2 separate regions of the Homo sapiens genome follow, and region 1 is linked to region 2. Evidence: chromatin loops called from intact Hi-C (ENCODE). Cell type or tissue: PC-9. All regions are shown on one strand.

What was found. A loop is a pair of places that touch in the nucleus more often than their neighbours do. Peaks named below come from ENCODE experiments on the same cell type or tissue, not always from the same donor. Only the 100,000 strongest peaks of a DNase experiment are listed, where the experiment ranks them.
Region 1: a loop joins it to region 2, with 4 times the contacts of the local background. A loop is called at or near these places in 1 of 110 quality-filtered maps.

Annotation. Positions count from the first base shown.
Region 1 is chrX:15,945,775-15,949,774 of GRCh38, reverse strand. No RefSeq gene overlaps it. Among named protein-coding and RNA genes, the nearest start is that of AP1S2, 93 kb to the right of the region's middle. In PC-9, no CTCF peak of the experiment used is centred here; no DNase peak of the experiment used is centred here; H3K27ac peaks cover 844 bases.
Region 2 is chrX:16,020,713-16,024,712 of GRCh38, reverse strand. No RefSeq gene overlaps it. Among named protein-coding and RNA genes, the nearest start is that of GRPR, 100 kb to the left of the region's middle. In PC-9, no CTCF peak of the experiment used is centred here; no DNase peak of the experiment used is centred here; H3K27ac peaks cover 1,933 bases.

The DNA of each region.
Region 1 (4,000 bases), 75 kb after region 2:
GAGATACTCTATCTTAAAAGTAGAGCAGCCTAGCTTTCCAGCTTTAGCTCTTGCCAAACCATCCATGTGGTGGCCAGGCTCCTGTTCAGTTAAGAGGCATTAGAATGAATGAAGAACATAAGGAATACAGTGGATGGAAATCCTGAACAGGATAGAGGGAAAGAGAAAGAAGGCCAAGGACATTCATGACAGGGAGTACTCAAAAGCATGAACTCAAGGTATGAGGAACAGAAGACACCATACAGCCCTTGCTGAAGGTTCAATAATTTCTTTCACATCAGGACAGCAATGCACACATAGGAAACAGGAAATTGTTCAGCCAGACATACTTTACTGGGCAAAATAATGTCTAACTAACTTCACTCTCAGTGATCTTTGACAGTAATTTGAGGAAGGCAAAGGGAAAATTACCAATATCAAATGACAGTACTGTCTGACACCATTCCTCCTTTGGCTGACATTAATCATGAATTGCTTTCCATAAAGTAATTTTTATTTAACAGAGAAAGAAAGCATATGCCACCTTATCTTAGTGTCTTAGTAAACAGTCGTTCTGGGATTCATTTGCATGGAATATAAACTATGTATGGAGCCCTGAACCTGATTTTGATGTTGAAAAAAAGTATAAAGAAGTGTAATATGTGACAAATCAGGGGAAAAGAGAGAGATTGAGAGTGAGACTGATGTGGGGCTGATGGTGATTTTTTTTCTAACTCCCCCTGCTTCATCAGTGGCTATAAATTATCAGCCGAATATACATAGACACTCTTAATGGCCAAAAAGAGTCAGCTCACAGTTCTGCCCTTGTCAAATCATCCAGAAGAAAGCCGTGCCCGTGGATAGGCACAGCCATGTCACATAGCTCCTGTACTCTCAGGGCCTGTGTGACACTGAACCATAGCCTTGGAAATGGCAGCAAGGTCTACTTTGGTCCAGATCCAAGCCCTGGCAGAGACTAAATCTTACATTAAAAGAGTGGGAAGTTGGTGCAGATAGTATTGCAAGACCAGTCTTTAGATAATTAGCCATTGTTAACTCAGGAAAACCAATTCTAGGCATTGAACATGAAGCCATATCTTGAAAGGTAAGTATAAGTTTTTAAAAAATAGGGATGGGCGGGGTCTCACTACGTTGACCAGGCTGGTCTCAAACTCCTGGAATCAAGCAATCCTCCCATCTCAGCCTCCCAAAGTGCTGGGATCACAGGCATGTGCCACCATGCCCAGCTGCAAGTATAACTTTTGTGCCCGGGCCTCCCCGACTGTGAGAGGCAGAGTAATGCCCCACCCAGTCCTGGAAAGATGCCCATGACCTAACATTGAGAACCTGTGAATATGTGACCTTACATGGCAAAAGGAATTTTGTTGATGTTATTAAATAAAGGATGTTGAGATGGAGAGATTATCCTGGATTACCTGTGTATGCCCAATGTATTCACAAGGGTCCTTGTAAAAGCGACACAAGAGGAGTCATAGTCAGAGAGAAGGAGATGTGATGACAGAGGTAGAGGAACAGAGAGAGATGGGAAGATGCTGCTCTGCTGGCTTTAAAGACAGAGGAAGGAACCAATGACTAAGGAATGCAGATGGCCTGTAGAAGCTGGAAAAGGCAAGGAAATGGATCCTCCTTCAGAGCACCCAGAAGGAATGCAGCCCTGCAAACCCATTTTGGACTTCTGACCTTCAGAACTGTAAGATAATAAATTTGTGTTGCTTTAAGCCACTCAGTTTGTGATAATTTGTTACAGCAGAAATTGGAAACTAATATGCCAACAGCCTATGCAGACAAGATAAGTTCCATTTACTCCTGCTCCCCAAGTTAGAATGATTTAAGTCCCATCTCACTTATCAGTAGGAGTCCAGGCTTTGTTGTGAATCCTCTTCACAAACAAAGGGGAAGGCTTACTCCCACAATCTGCCTTGGTTGTTTCCTGCTGACTCAATCCCCTCCTGGTTCCAGGCCACTCCTTCCCTCCACCCTGCTGCTGGCTACACTTCCTCCGGGACTCACTTTGCATTCCTGCTTCATTCCCTTGTATTGCTTTGCCCAAAGCATGATCCTGCTCATCCTCCTTAATTACCAGACTGAAATGCAAGGCTGTTGCCTGCAGTAATAAAAAATAAGAAGAAAGTAATAATAGGTAATAAAAAAAGAAAAGAATAATGAGTAATAATAAAACTACAAATTGAAGAATTTACAACTGTCTTGGGTTGGGTTTCAGAATTCTTGTGCCTGTGGTTTATTAGGGGAGAATGCTCAGGAGAAGAGTAGTGAGGAGAGCAAGATGAGGCAGGGGAAGAAAGTGAGCGATCATGGGCTGTCACTGGGAGTTCAGTTTCAACCTGATCCTGCAGAGCACTCTGAAGTATACATTGCACCAGAGGAGAGTAGCATTTTGAAGGCAAGGAGGCCAACATTTTGTACTGCTGTGTTAGTCACTGACCACAGCCTCTGGGGGGATGGGATGACATGGCATCCCAGATGAGGAGACTTCTATTATGCCCAGGGCAATTCTCCAGAGAAAGGCAGCTATGAGCTGTTAACAGGCAACACTCATAGCAGCTAAGGGACATGGCCCCTTAAAGGGGATCTGGATGGTAATCAAGCACATCCATTACAGTGACCTAAAACAGAGCTCACAGCTAGTCCCTGAAGAGCACCTCTGCCCCTCTCCCTGGCCTCAGCACTGGTTGAAAGAGTTCACCGTATTCTTCACTCCGCCTCCCCCCTACCCCCACCGCCTGCCTTTCCCCTTTCCTTTCCCTTTTCCTTTCCCTTTTCCTTTCCCCTTTCCTTTCCCCTTTCCTTTCCCCTTTCCGCCTTTTTTCCACTGCATCAGTAAAAATGTCCTGGAGCTGTCTCTTCCCTGGAGTCAGAGGTGCCAGAAGACCTTTCTATTTCTCCCTTAAAGACATCACCCAAAGATTGGGTTTCAGTTTGAGGATTTTCCAAGATGATTGACGACCCCCATTCCCCAATCTTGGTGCTAAGATTCCCAAGAAGACATTGGAACACAATAGCCCAACATCAGTACATTTTTCCAAGTCTGACAAAAAATTGAGTAATATGCATGTATGGCACCAACAGTCCAATCTATATTGAACCAAGGTGATTAGCTGAGCTCAATTCCCACAACCTTTCACTCCTTGAGAAGGTGAAGATTAGTCCTCCCTTTCATTCCCGCCATCCACAAACACCTCCATGAGAACAAGTAATAACATGTAGGTATTGAAATCTATAAATCCCTTCTTAGGGAAGAAACATCACCCAGAAGTGTTATTCACATTGCAGGTGGCAACCCATTAGTGGTGCTGAGAAAAAAAATAATGAAAAAGAGTAGAATAGAATATATCAGAGTTCATTTCAAATAATAAATGTACATATTATTTCACAGAACAAACATTTGTTTCAGTTATATCTATCATACATGTATATTCAAATATTTGTATGTTTTGAGTCATGCTGTATTTCTTACTATTGGCAGGAGTCAAAAAAAGTTGAGAAAAACCCCACTGATTTAAACACTTTTGACTACATGGATAACTGCTTTCATATACATCCAGCACAGTTTGGTTACTTGATGTCACTGGAGGCTCAGAAATCTCTATGTTCTGCTGTAGATCTTTGCTTCATGTCTAGGAAAGGGAAAAACCTGTTTGGGTATTTGTTTTATCCAAAACAAATGAACCTTCAACCCCATTCTGTATTCCAAAGGCGAACTGAACTCTACTTATCTAAGAAGCCAGCCTAAAGCTTTGAAATTATAACACTATGAAATGAAGTGGGTAGAACTGTGTCCCCTAAAAAGATATGTGCAAATCCTAACCACCAGTACCTGTGAATGTGACCTTATTTGGAAATAGGGTCTTTGCAGGCGTAATCAAGTTAAAATGAGGTCACACTGGATTGGAGCAGGGACCGATATCCTTATAGTAAGAGGAAAATTTGGAAACAAGAGACACCCAGGGTGAATGCCATACGACAACAGAGGCAGAGATTG
Region 2 (4,000 bases):
CACACTAATGTCATAATATCCGTCTACATGGAAGCCTGGTATAGACATGCAGCATTAGTCATAGAATCCCATAGAAGCTCATCAGTGCCTCCAGCTGAATCTCCCTCTTTGTTCTGATTTAAATAAAGCCTTTCTTTAAGAGCTCTTCTCAAAGCAATCCGATGAAATGCTACGAAGTATACCAAATCCAATTACTTTCTGCATTCTTGCCTAGTATTTGGAAAAACCAATCCTCCCTAAGCCACTAAACTCATTCAAAAAGCATGCCAAGGTGACCACATTAAAGGAAGTGGAATTTTAACGAAAGTCTTGACACCCACAAAGTACTAATGAGAGGGCAGGGTTGGCCTCTCAGTCAAGAGTCTCAAGTTTGCCCAGAATATTAACAGACATTCTTTATTTTGAGGCAAATGGCTCTCTCACAATGACAGAGACGGTCTGCTAATGCATGATTCAGGTGCTTTGTCACAGAATGAGTCAGCAGGATGGTTAATAAGTACCACAGTAGTATACAATACGAACATAACTGGTTTTCAGTATGTCCTCTATTTTTTTCTGGCTCAGAAGCTAATATATGGTGCACTACAGTGATGTTTTCTACCTCTCACCAAGTGAAGTTCATTAGCCTGGGTGGGCAAATAGCATCAGGGATGCTATGGAAGCCACAGGTGAGAAGTGGAGGAGGGAGTCTCAAACAGATAGTGCTCTCTCCCTGTGCAGTCCAACTCTCTTACCCAAAACATGGACGGTAATGCTCAAGACAAGTACATTCATTTCCTATCATGCATAACAAATGAAAAACAAACTTAGTGGCTTAGAACGACATACATTTATTAACTCACCGTTTTGTGGGGCTTTAGCTGGGTCCTCTGCAATCAAGGCAGGAGCAGTGGTCTCATCATAGGACTCAAGGACTTCTTCCAAGCTCATTCAGGTTGTTGGCAGAGTTTAGTTCCTTGCGGTTGGAGAACTGAGGCTCTCAACCTAGAGACCACCCATTCCATAGCTTGTTTACAGTATGGTTGTTTGTTTCTTCAAAATCATCAGAAGAGACATCCTGCTTCAGGTCTCATCTTCCAGAAGGTCTGGACCCTTTTTTAAAGGGCTCCTCTGGGTAGGTCAAGCCCACCCAGGATAATCTCCCTTTTGATTAGCTCAAAGACAACTGCTAAGGGACCTTCATTACATCTGCAAAATCCCTTCACGTTTGCCATACTTTATTATCTAGAAGCAAGTCCCAGATTCCACCCTCACTCAAGGGGAGAGAACTACACCACAGTGTGGATACCGGGGGGTGAGAATCATGGGCATCATCTTAGAATTCTGCCTCCCACAACAGCATTGTGAATGTTGAAGTTGATAGCACTGACTGGGAGAGAGTAAAATATATTGGATGTCAGAGTCCATTTCCTATCCAATAGGGTGACAGCTTGGAATAAGTCAAAACTAGCAGAGAGAAACTTGAGACCCATACTAAGCTTTTAACATGGAAGATCTGGTTAAAAAGCAGTTTCTGGAAAAAAGACTTGGGGGTCTTAATTATTTATAAGCACGTAAGAAATGTTTGTATAGTGTGACATTTTTAGGAAAAAAATTGCTCATAATTGCAATTATTGTGTAATACTAAATATATTAATATTCAGATTAAGAAAGAAAACATAAACAGTGGGCTTGGTACTGCATATGCCAAACCACATCTGGAAAGCTTTTTGACAGTTCTGGGCTTGACATTTTAAGCTGAACATTGCTCAAATGAAAGCTTGAGATCAAATCATATGAAAAATGTTTGAAGGAACTATGGATGTTTACAGAAGAAACTGAAGAGGAAACAGAATTGCAGCCATATAAGAGCTGAGGAAGCAGAAATAAGACTAATAGATGAGAGTTATAAGGAAATATATTTCCCCTCAGTATAAGAAATACAGTTCTATTGTTTAGTCATCCACAAAGGAAATGACTCATGGGGAAGGGAACTCATATTCAAGGCTAATCTCATCCATGATGCTCTTGATTCCTTTCCCACCTCCATTTATTATGCCCTTTCTCACCTTTATCTTCACCCAACCTCATTTTCTAGTTGGCAGCCATGCATAGTTTTCTCCCATTATGTACATAAAGCAAAATTCCTCAACCTCATATTCCACTAAGCTACTGGCTCTTTCTCTCATCCTCTTTGAAGACTGACTTTCTGAAAGAGTGGTGTGCACTTGTTATATGCCCTCCATAGCCTTCACCCTCCTATCAGTCCACCCAGTCTGGCTTCTGCTCCCACCAAGCCACACAAATTGGTCTTTGTAAAGTCACTGTGGATAAGTTCAGTGATGCTCTTTGCAGTTTCTCTTACATGACACTGTTGACTAGACTGTCCTTTTTGAAATCGTGTCTTTCCTTGGTTTCTCTGATATCACATTCTCTTGAGACCTCTCTGAGTCCTCTGGCCACTCTTTAAGCCTCCTTTGTGATCTCTCTTTTATATGACGTACACTAATGCTCCACCAGCCTCTGTCTTGGGTCTACTCTATTCTCATTCTACATGGTATCTTTTCTACATGGTATCCTTTTAGTGACTCCCATTGCTCTAACTGCCATTTGTACACTGCGGGACCTTAGTTCTAGTATAGATCTCTGTCTTCTGAAATCCATGTCTCTTTCACCAAAGACCAACTGGACAGCTTCATTGGAAAACTCCCAAGTAACCTGAAACTCAATGAAGTCAAACCCTGATTTATAATGCCCCACTTTGGCCCACCTCCTATACCCTCCTCCTTGGTTTCCCCATGTCAGAGAATTGTTGGCAGGATGTCATTATGGTCCCCACTGTCATTCTTACCAGTTCTCCTTAGTCCATTAGTCTGCAAGTCTTGAAGATATTCCCTTCAGAGCCATCTAATTTTCTCTATTAGATACCACCTTGATTCAAGCCATCATCTTCTGCCTCGATTAATGTAATAGATTTGATTCTAACTGGTACCCTCTTGTGTCTCTCCAAAATTCTCTTTATGTTACAGCCAGAGTGTCTTTTCAAAACTTAAAAAAAAAAGAACCAGACTGTATTCCTATCCCCATTCCTCTATCATTTATATATGTCCAGCCTCCTTAACTTGGCATTCAAGGTCTTTTATGATCTGTTCTCTCTATGCCTCTACAGCCTTACCTCTTGTCATCCCCACATCCCCATTTCCCCATGTTCTGGCCTCCTGCTATATTATACCATTAATGGATCCCTGTGGCAGCAATTAGTCATCCTTCAAAATCCATTCATTCTCCCCCACTTTATAGACACAAGTCACCCAAAGAGAGCCAGGGAGCCTGGGTTCCTAAATGACCACAAGGAAGGACACTTATCTAATCACCTGATGAGACCATGATGTGATCAAGAAATAAGCATTTTATTGTCTTCAGTCTCTCAGATTTGGGAATTGTTTGTTACAGGAGTCAGTCTACATTACTAACATAACTATTCACTTCGGAAATATTAGGTGAAAGAGAAATACACTTCTATAGTCTTTATGTCACTGTATTTGAGGTCTCTGTTACAGCAACTTTACACTAACTAATATGCCCTCTAGGACAAAACTGGATACCCTGTGTACTCACCCTGTCTCAGAACTTACTGCACTGAAATTGTCTCTTTGTCTATACTCCCCCATTAGCTACTGGATAGCAAAGGCTGTTGCCTCTACGTAATTGTACCCACAATACCCAGCATCTCTATCTCCATCATTAGCATCATTGTCAACTTCTATATCATTTATTGAATGATTATCTTGTACCAGGGACTGTTCTAGTACTTTATATAGGTTTATTCATTTATTCCTTAAAGCAACCCTATGAGACTAAGTCTTATTTACCCATTTTATAGAGTGGGAAACTGTGGCCCAGAGAGATTAAGAACCCTCTCCACATCCACGTATCTAGGAAGTGAAAACCAAGATACGGGCCTGCAAGCTTAAACAGTATAGTACAGGTTGTAGGAACTGAATAAGTCTTGCTTGAATTA